Linked DNA regions of Homo sapiens: region 2 is linked to region 1. Evidence: read pairs that join two places in POLR2A ChIA-PET (ENCODE). Cell type or tissue: Panc1. All regions are shown on one strand. Links, peaks and the distances in the headings refer to the core of each region. The heading gives the core; the rest is flanking DNA.

Region 1 (5,388 bases), core at 124-5,123:
CACAGAAGATCGACCTTCTTGATCTCTACTGAGCATACCTTCCAGCACATTCCATATTCTGCCTTTTCTAGCCTTCTTTAAATCATTCTCCTACATGCGATTTATCCCTCATTCAGACAACAAGGTTGAATGAAAATACATACCTAGTCACAAAACAAAGCATCTCACAAACCAACTCTGGCTACATTTTTTGGCACAAATAGTAACAATGACATATGCAGCTACCAATTTTGAGTACTTAAATGCCAGACACTGGGCTAAGTGCTTAACAGACGTTAGCTAAAGTAACCATCAATAGGATAAGAAGACAGGTCCTAATATTATCCTATTAAAAAAAAACAAATCAAAAGGGTCCATGAAGTTTATTATAAATGTACCCAAAGTCCCAGCTATAACGTCATGGACTGGAACTCACAGAAACCTTGCTTTTAATCATTATGCTGTTATGTTCCCATACAGGCTAAAATTGTCTATATAACGTGACATTAATGGACTTGCATGGTCTGGACCTTATTTTTCAGGTTTAACAGTTTTTCTCCACCCTTATGTAATCTATACAATAGTGACCTAGTGCATCTTACTATATCCCCTTCCTCCAGAGACACATAGTCACTTTCATTCTTTTGTGCACGTGCTTAAGGTATCTTTCTATTTTCCAACTGGCAAAATAAAAATTCCCTGCAAAATTCCATTTCCTCTAGGAATCCTGTGCTGACTTCTTCAGACAGTTAAATGTCTCTCCTCTCAATCTCTATGTCACTGAATACATTCCTCTATTAAAACTTCTCTGAAATCATTGAATTTAATTATCTGGGTGTCTTTCCCACAAGGTACTGTACTACGTGAGGCCTGAGAGGTACCATTTGTCTGCAAAGCTCAAAGATGAACACAGCACTTGTACCAAGTAGTCATACATTAAATATTTGTTAGAACTTTAGTTTCTTGCCATGATGAAGTGCACTAGCCTTCTTGTAGTAAACAATCATAAGCCTGGATAAATAATATAACTGTTTTCTGATGTTGAACCAAAGGTAGTGGAAGACTGTGCTCTCTGAGAGCTGGGAAACAAACAAGATAATCCCCACAATAACCGTGGCTTTCTGCCTGAAGGCACTTTTGGACTGTAGGGCAGTGAAAAAAAAGCCAAAACATCACAGTTGCCTCACTGAGCTAAAAAAGATAAAGGCCAGAATTTAAGACTACTGAAACAGTTGGAGTTTCTGGAAACAGGATAAGAGGGAAAAGGAAGCTGAGTAGAGAAGGAACTCCAGAAATCTGCATAGGGAGCCCCTTGAGTCTTTGGCTGAGTATTAGCCTGTGTATATACACAGAAAAATTTCATAAAGCTATGCTAGAAGCATTTACCAGAGGGAAAAAATACTGGGGAACTGTGAGCTAAACAAACCCCAGAGTTTGCACAGGGCTAGAAGATGATTGCATTCTGATCTGCCAGAGTGGAGACATTTTGCTAAACATCCCAGATATGCAATAAAACTTATAGAAAAGCAATACTTTAGGAATAGAATTAGTAGAACCCTAAGGTAGACATAATTCTAGTCTTTAAAAGTTTATGAATAAATCTCAAAAGGAACATGTTAATCCTTGAGCAAATTCAATGCCGAATGGAACAAAACACAAAATTCTATTATGAAAGAAGAGAAAATTCTCCAAAAATGTAATTTTTACAATATCAACTGTACAATCAAATTTACTACATATGTAAATGAACATAAATATGTGATCCATAACTATAGAAAAGTCAGAAAAATAGAAATAAAGAAATGGGAAAGGTGATAAAATTAGTAAATAAGAATTTGAAAACAACTGTTATAATTATATTCAAGAATTTAAAGGATAGCATAAGCATAGTGAGAGAACAAATAGGGAATCTGAATAAAGGGAAATGTAGCATAATAAAATGGAAATTCTAGAATTGAAAGATGTAATATTTAAAAGGAAAAAATTATGAGATGAGTTTAATAGCAGATTAGACAGTCGATAAGAGAGGTTAATAGCAGATTAGACAGTCCATAAGAGAGGTTAAGATAGAAGAATATAAATTATATAAATGGGAGGATGTCACAAAAAATAAAATGCTGAGGGAAGTGAATAGCATCTCTGTGAGCTCTGGGACAATATAAAGGAGTCTAGTAAGTGTGTAACTGGAATACCAGGAGGAGACAAAAGAGAAGTTGAAGTGGGGAAAAATATTTACAGAAATAATGGTTGAAACCTTTTAAATAACATGAACAATATAAATCCATGGCTACAAGAAATTCAGTGTACTTCAAGCAAGATAGACACAAAGAAAACTAGTCCATAGTATGTTATAATCCAATTGATGTAAACCAGTAATATGTAAAATTAATAATAAAAAAATGTTAAAAGCAGCCAGAGGGAATAAGAAAAGACATATCAAAAACAAACATGAGAACAACTGATTATGAGTTGTTCTCAATTATCTATTATCACTGATTTCTTATCAGAAACTACTCAAATCAGAGAAAATTGGAACATCTGATGTGGTGGCAAGAAAACCTGTCAACTTAGAAATCACATCCAAAGAAAATGTTGTAAAAATGAAGGCAAAATACAGTATTTTCAGATAGACGAAAAGCTGAGAGACTTTGCGGCTAGCACATCTTCCTTTGGGCTGAGAGCTACATAAAAGAATAAAAAGAGCCAGAAATGGAGCCAGGCGCAGTGGCTCATGCCTGTAATCCTAGCACTTTGGGAGGCTGAGACGGGCAGATCATTTGAAGTCAGGAGTTCGAGACCAGCCTGGCCAACATGGTGAAACCCCATCGCTACTAAAAATACAAAAAATAGCTGGGCGTGGTGGCATGTGCCTGTAATCCCAGCTACCTGGGGAGCTGAGGCAGGAGAATTGCTAGAGCCCACAAAGTGGAGGCTGTAGTGAGTTGAGCCACTGCACTCCAGCCTGGGCGACAGAGCAAGACTCTGTCTCAAAAAAAAAAAACACAAAAAACAAAAAACAAAACTGAGAGAGCCAGAAATGGTAAATACATGTATGTATTTAAATTTTTTCTCAACTCTTAAAGTTTTTAAAAGACAACTATTTAAAAAGAAAAAATAATGTATTATAGGGTTCACAGCACATGAACAAGTAAAACACATAACAACAGCACAAAAGATAGGGCTGAAATGGAGATAGAGTGTTAAAGAGTATTTATATATGAAGTAATATATATTATTTGAAGGTTGACAGTGATAAGCTAAAGATGTGTATTATGAACCCTAAAATTACCTCTGAGAAATAAAGCAGAGGGATGGCTAATAAACCAAAAGGAAAGATAAAATAAAATAATAGAAAGTATTTAGTTGGTTCAAAAACAGGCAGAAAAGTAGGGAGAAAATCATGAAGAACAGAGCCAAAAATTAGAAAGTGAATATCAAATTGGCACAGTAATACTCCACATAATAATTACATTAAATATAAATAGACCAAAAAATCCAGTCAAAAAAAGATTTTAAGATTTGATTAAAAAGGAAACACCAGCCATGCAGGGTGACTCATATCTGCCATTGCAGTACTTTGGGAGACTGAGGCAGAAGGATCACATGAGGCCAGGATTTTGAGACCAGCCTGAGAAAGAAAGCAAGACCCTGACTCTACAAAAAAAAGGAAATAGCTAACTATATGCTGTTTACAAAAGACACATATTAAATATAAAAGACATATGTTAAATATAAATATATAAAATATATAAATTATATAATATATAAATATATAAAATATATAAGTTAAAGTTAAAAGATAGAAAAAGACAAACAAGGAAATATTAATCATAAGAAAACTGGAGAGGTTCTGTTAATATAAAACAAAGTACATACAGAACATTTCAGTATCACCAGAGATAAGGAGGGAAATTTCACAATGATTAATAAGTACCAATTTGGGGAGGAGCCAAGATGGCCGAATAGGAACAGCTCCGGTCTGCAGCTCCCAGCCTGAGCGACGCAGAAGACGGGTGATTTCTGCATTTCCATCTGAGGTACCGGGTTCATCTCACTGGGGAGTGCCAGAGAGTGGGCGCAGGTCAGTGGGTGCGCGCACCGTGCGCGAGCCGAAGCAGGGCGAGGCATTGCCTCACACGGGAAGCACAAGGGGTCAGGGAGTTCCCTTTCCTAATCAAAGAAAGGGGTGACGGACGGCACCTGGAAAATCGGGTCACTCCCACCCGAATATTGCGCTTTTCAGACCGGCTTAAGAAACGGCGCACCACGAGACTATATCCCACACCTGGCTCGGAGGGTCCTACGCCCACGGAGTCTCGCTGATTGCTAGCACAGCAGTCTGAGATCAAACTGCAAGGCGGCAGCGAGGCTGGGGGAGGGGCGCCCGCCATTGCTGAGGCTTGCTTAGGTAAACAAAGCAGCGGGAAGCTCGAACTGGGTGGAGCCCACCACAGCTCAAGGAGGCCTGCCTGCCTCTGTAGGCTCCACCTCTGGGGGCAGGGCACAGACAAACAAAAAGACAGCAGTAACCTCTGCAGACTTAAATGTCCCTGTCTGACAGCTTTGAAGAGAGCAGTGGTTCTCCCAGTTCGCAGCTGGAGATCTGAGAACGGACAGACTGCCTCCTCAAGTGGGTCCCTGACCCCTGACCACTGAGCAGCCTAACTGGGAGGCACCCTCCAGCAGGGGCACACTGACACCTCACACTGCAGGGCACTCCAACAGACCTGCAGCTGAGGGTCCTGTCTGTTAGAAGGAAAACTAACAAACAGAAAGGACATCCACACCAAAAACCCATCTGTACATCACCATCATCAAAGACCAAAAGTAGATAAAACCACAAAGATGGGGAAAAAACAGAACAGAAAAACTGGAAACTCTAAAAAGCAGAGTGCCTCTCCTCCTCCAAAGGAACGCAGCTCCTCACCAGCAACGGAACAAAGCTGGACGGAGAATGACTTTGACGAGCTGAGAGAAGAAGGCTTCAGACGATCAAATTACTCTGAGCTACGGGAAGACATTCAAACCAAAGGCAAAGAAGTTGAAAACTTTGAAAAAAATTTAGAAGAATGTATAACTAGAATAATCAAAACAGAGAAGTGCTTAAAGGAGCTGATGGAGCTGAAAACCAAGGCTCGAGAACTACGTGAAGAATGCAGAAGCCTCAGGAGCCGATGCGATCAACTGGAAGAAAGGGTATCAGCGATGGAAGATGAAATGAATGAAATGAAGTGAGAAGGAAAGTTTAGAGAAAAAAGAATAAAAAGAAACGAGCAAAGCCTCCAAGAAATATGGGACTATGTGAAAAGACCAAATCTATGTCTGATTGGTGTACCTGAAAGTGATGGGGAGAATGGAACCAAGTTGGAAAACACTCTGCAGGATATTATCCAGGAGAATTTCCCCAAT
Region 2 (5,388 bases), core at 327-5,326, 100 kb before region 1:
CTGAGGGTCATGGGTATGGAGCACAGGGGCCGGGTGGTCCATTGGCTTCTCTGGCCAAACCACAGGGCAAATTTAAACACTGCAGCTACCACAACACAGCAAATCTGAATGACAATAGTTTTTTTAAAAGCAGGATTTTAAAAATAAAAATACTTATTCACAAAAAACCATCTCAGGGAAGCTGGCTAATCATAAGGCATTTTTTTTTTTATGTGTAAACATTTAATTTAATTTATTTTTTAAATTAATTACTTTGTAATTGATGAAAATTGTATATGTCTATGGTGTACAACATGATATTTTGAAATATGTATACATTGTAGAATGGCTAAATCAAGCTAATTAGCCCATGTATACTATTACCTCACATACTTTTTCTGTGGTAAAAACCCTTAAAATTTACTCTCAGCAATTTTCAAAAATCCAAAACATTGTTATTAACTATTGTCACCATGTTGTACAATACAGCTCTTGAACTTACTCCTCTTATCTAACTAAAATTTTGCATCCTTTAACCAGTACCTGTGCATCCCCACTCCCACCTACCAGCCCCTTACTTTTTAAGTAAGTTGAACTCATAGAATTTGAGAGTAGAATGTTAGTGCGATTACATGGTATTTGTCTTTCTGTGCCCAGCTTATTTCACTTAACACAGTGCCCTTTGCGTTCATTTATGTTGTCACAAATGACAGAATTTTCTTCTTTGTAAAGGCTGAATAATATTCCATTTGTGTGTGTGTGTGTGTGTGTGTGTGTGTGTGTGTGTATGTATCATTCATCAACAGACACTTAGCTTGTTTCCATATCTTGCTATTGTGAATAATGCTGCAATGAACATGAGGGTGCAGATATTTGAGATACTAATTTTGTTTCCTTTGAATATGTACCCCAAAGTGGATTGCCTGGATTGTATGGTAGTTCTATCTCTAATTTTTTGAGGAATCTTCATACCGTTTTCAATAATGGCTGTATAAATTTACATTCCCAGCAACCGTGTACAAGAGTTCCCTTTTCTCCACATCCTCATCAACACTTCTTATTTTTTAAGCCATTTTAACAGGTGTGAGGTAATATCTCACTGCAGTTTTGATTTGAATTTTCTTGAAGATTAATGATGTTGAGCACTTTTTAAAATACATATTGGCCATTTGTATGTGCTCTTTGGAAAATATTTATTCAGGTTCTTTGCCCATTTTTCAATCACGTTATTTTGTTGTTGTTGTTTCTATTGAGATTTATGAGTTTCTTGTATATGTATCTTGCAATATCAACTCCTTATCAGATACATGATTTACAAATATCTTCTTCTCTGTCGGTTGCCTTTTAATTTTGTTGATTGTTTCCTTTTTTGTGCAGAAGCTTTTCAGTTTGATGTAGTCCCACCTTTTTATTTTTGTTTTTGTTGTCTGTGCTTTTGGTATCGATCATATCCGTAACATTATTGCCAAGGCCAATGCCAAGGAGCTTTCCCTCTGTGTTTTCTTTTGGGAGATTTACAGTTTCAGATCTTACATTTGTCTTTAATCCACTTCAAGTTTCATATATGGTATAAGATAAGTGTCCAATTTCATTCTTTTGCATGAGGATGTGCAGTTTTCTCAACACCATTTATTGAAGAGCCTAAGCTTTCCCTATTGTGAACTCTTACCATCCTTGCCAAAGATTGGCTGTAGATGCATGGGTTTATTTCTGGTTTTTCTATTCAGTTTCATTGGTCTATGTGTCTGTGTTTATGCCAGTCCCATGCTGTTTTGATCACTATAGCTTTAATTATTTACTTTTAATATAGTTTGAAGTCAGGAAGTGTGATGCCTCTAGCTTTATTCTTTTTTCTCCAGATTGCTTTGGATATTTGTGGTCTTTTATGGAGCCCTATGAATTTTAGAATTGTTTGTTTTATTTCTGTGAATAATGCCATTGGAATTTTGATAGGAATTGGATTGAATCTGTAGATCAATTTGGTTAGCATGGGCATTTTAACAATATTAATTCTTCCAATCCATGAACATGAGACATCTATTTGTTTATGTCTTCAATTTCTTTCTCAATGTCTTGTAGTTTTTAGTGTATAGAACTTTTCCTTCCTTGGTTACATTTATTCTTAAGTAAAGTCATGTGCTGTATAACAATGTTTCAATTAATGTTGGACCACATATACAATTTCCTATCGCTAGTGATGTCTTAGCTGCCTTAGCGTTGCAGTGCAGCACATTAACTTTTCTATTAGATACACATTGTGTTACAACTGCCTATAGTATTCAGTACAGTAACATGCTGTTTGGTTTTGTATCCTAGGGGCAATAGGCTATACCATATAGCCTAGGTGTGTAGCAGGTTGTACTATTAAGGTTTGTCTAAGTACACTCCATGATGTTTGCACGATGACAAAATCACTTAAGACATTTCTCAGAACATATCCGTGTCATTAAGCACCATATGACTGTATTTTAATATTTTTATGGGATTGTAAATGGAATCTTCTGTTTCTTTCTTTCTTTCTTTTTTTTTTTTTTTTTTTTTGAGATGGAGTTTCACTCTGCCACCCAGGCTGGAGTGCAGTGGCACGATCTCGGCTCACTGTAGCCTCTGCCTCCTGGCTTCAAGTGATTCTCCTGCCTCAGCCTCCCAAAGTAGCTGGGACTACAGACACCCACCACCATGTCTGGCTAATTTTTTTTGTGTTTTAAGTAGAGGCAAGTTTCACCATGTTGGCCAGGCTGGTCTCAAACTCCTGAGCTTAGGTGATCTGCCTGCCTCGACCTCCCAGACTGCTGGGAGCATGAGCCACTGTGCCTGGCCTCTCAGTTTTGTTTTTTTTTGTTGTTGTTGGCGGGGGCAGGGGTTGGCTAGTTTGTTGTCAATGTATAGGAATGCTACTGATCTTTGTATGTTGACTTTGTATTCTGAAACTTTACTGAATTTGTTTATCAGTTTTAACTGTTTTGATGGCGTTTTTAGAGCTTTCTGTATATAAAGTCATACCTCTGTAAACAGAGACAATTTAACTTCTTTCTTTCTGAATGGGATGTCCTTATTTTTATTTTTCTAATTGCGCTGGCTAGGATTTCTAGTATTGTGCTGAATAGAAGTGGCCAGAGTGGGCACTCTTGTCTTACTCCTTATCTTAGAGAAAAAGCTTTCAGCTTTTCACAATTGAGTATAATGTTAGCTGTGGGCTTGTTATATATGGTCTTCATTGTGTTGAATTACATTTCTTTTATAGTTAATTTCTTGAGAGTCTTTTTTAATCATGAAAGGATGCTGAATTTTGTCAAATGCTTTTGCTGCATCCGTTGAGATGATCATATAGTTTTTCTTCTAAATTTTGTTAATGTAGTATATCATATTTACTGATTTGCATATGTTAAACCATCATTGCATCCCAGGGGTAAATCCCACTTCATCACGATTAATGATTTTTTAAATATGCTGTTGAATTCAGTTTGCTATATTTATTTTATTACATTTTCCCATTTATGTTTATCTGGGATATTTTCCTATAGTTTTCCTTTCTTGTATTATCCTTGTCTGGCTTTTGTATGAGGGTGATGCTGACTTCATAAAATGAATTAGGAAGTTTTCTCTCCTCTTCATCTTTTTTTTTTTTTTGGAAGAGTTTGAGTAGGATTGGTTTTAGTTCCTCTTTAAATGTTTGTTGGAATTCACCTATGAAACCATCTGGTCTTGAGCTTTTCTTTATTGGGAAGTTTTTCATTACTCACTCAGTCTCCTTACTCATTATTGGACTGTTTAGATTTTCTATTCCTTCATGGTAGGTTGTATGTTTTTAGGGATTTATCCACTTATTCCAGATTATCCAATTTGTTGACATAAAATACATTCTTTGAATTTCTGTGGTATCACTTTTAATGTCTTCTTTTTCATTTATAATTTTATTTATTTGAGTTTTCTCTTTATTTTTTCTTAGATAGCCCAGATAATTGTTAATTTTATCCTTTTTTAAAAAGATCTCTTAGTTTTGTTGATTTTTTATATTGTCTTTCTAGTCTCTGTTTTATGTATTCAGAAGTAATCTTTAGTTCCTTCTGTTAACATTGGGCTCAGTTTGTTCTTTTTTTCTACTTCCTTGAGGTATACAGTTAGGTTGTTTATTTGAGACCTTTGTTTTTTCTTAATATTGGTACTTATTACTATAAACTTCCCTCTTAGGACCACTTTTGTTGAAGTCCACACATTTAGTTATGTGTGTTTCCATTTTCACTACTCTCAAGATACTTTTGGATATCTTCTTTGATCCCTTGGTTGTTCAGGAGTGTATTGTTTAATTTCCAAGTTAGAATTGGGAACAGAAATTATTTATAAAAGAGGCATTTGCTACTGAGCATGTTTTGGTCTTCAGTTAAATTCTTTTTAACTTCTGGCTCCATAGTGTAATGGTTCTGGAATTAGCAACAATAAAACATTAGTTACATTAGTGAGTAATGGTTTTATTTAAAACAGAATTAAAATGTCAACCCAGTGGTGCTGAGAACTAAATGTCCACTCTCTAAGTGGCTGGCCTTGTGAATGTCAGAGGCCATGGCCACTACTAATAGCGATTAGGTTGGTGTTTGAGACTCATGAAGCAACCTGCATTTCAACTTGCTATTTTATCTGAACCTCAAAATCTTTTGGGGAATACTTAGCATAACTTCTTTTACTGGTAAAAAATCCTAAAGCTCAGAAAAGTTAATCTGCTGGAAGTCGTAAAGCTTGTAGGCAGTGACAGAGCCCAGGAGGTTATAAAGCAACCTAGTGGATAGAGCAAGAGTCTGATTCCAGGCCTCAGGCAGTTTGGGTGTCCATGTAACTCAGGTACTGGTATGACATACAGTCACCATGTATGAATGGGGAATAATGCCTACTTCATGAAGACATAATATGTAAGCTGCTTAGTGTAGAGTCAGCCATTGACTTGAATGCTTCCTGAATGTTAGCCATTTTTTTTTCATCGTCCATGTAACTTTCCACTAGATCACCTGTGTGTTGACAAACACAATCACAGGCAACCTTCAACTTATCTAGTTTCCCAGATTACCCAGGAACATTCCCCCCACACCGGAATTGACTAAATTTGCTCAATTCTCCCCTCTCAGCTTGTTTGTTCTAGACTTTGGGGAAATTCCCTCACTCCTTCTTTTCCTTCCCTCTGCTTTTGCAGCCAGCACTTCAGCCTGAGCCCCATCCTCCCTTCTCTGAACTTGAGTCCCAGCCTCCTGGCTCTGGAGCTGCAGGGGTGGGGGTGGGGAGGGGGTGGGGTTTATAGAGGGCAGGGCTTTGTTGTAGGTAGGAAAGGAGAAATTAGAGAAGCTGGAGCAATTTCTCCCTCTACCCTTTATCTTGGAGGAATGAGACCTGTTCTGATCTCCCATGCCCAAGGCCATGCCA

What was found. ChIA-PET counts read pairs that join two places held together with the same protein. Peaks named below come from ENCODE experiments on the same cell type or tissue, not always from the same donor. Only the 100,000 strongest peaks of a DNase experiment are listed, where the experiment ranks them.
Region 2: POLR2A ChIA-PET joins it to region 1 with 6 read pairs; 2 of 35 experiments call an interaction of 5 or more read pairs at or near these places.

The regions. Positions count from the first base shown.
Region 1 is chr3:187,408,205-187,413,592 of GRCh38, forward strand. No RefSeq gene overlaps it. Among named protein-coding and RNA genes, the nearest start is that of LINC02041, 36 kb to the right of the region's middle. In Panc1, for the core only: no CTCF peak of the experiment used is centred there; no DNase peak of the experiment used is centred there; H3K4me3 peaks cover 273 bases; H3K27ac peaks cover 3,009 bases.
Region 2 is chr3:187,306,755-187,312,142 of GRCh38, forward strand. No RefSeq gene overlaps it. Among named protein-coding and RNA genes, the nearest start is that of MASP1, 18 kb to the left of the region's middle. In Panc1, for the core only: no CTCF peak of the experiment used is centred there; no DNase peak of the experiment used is centred there.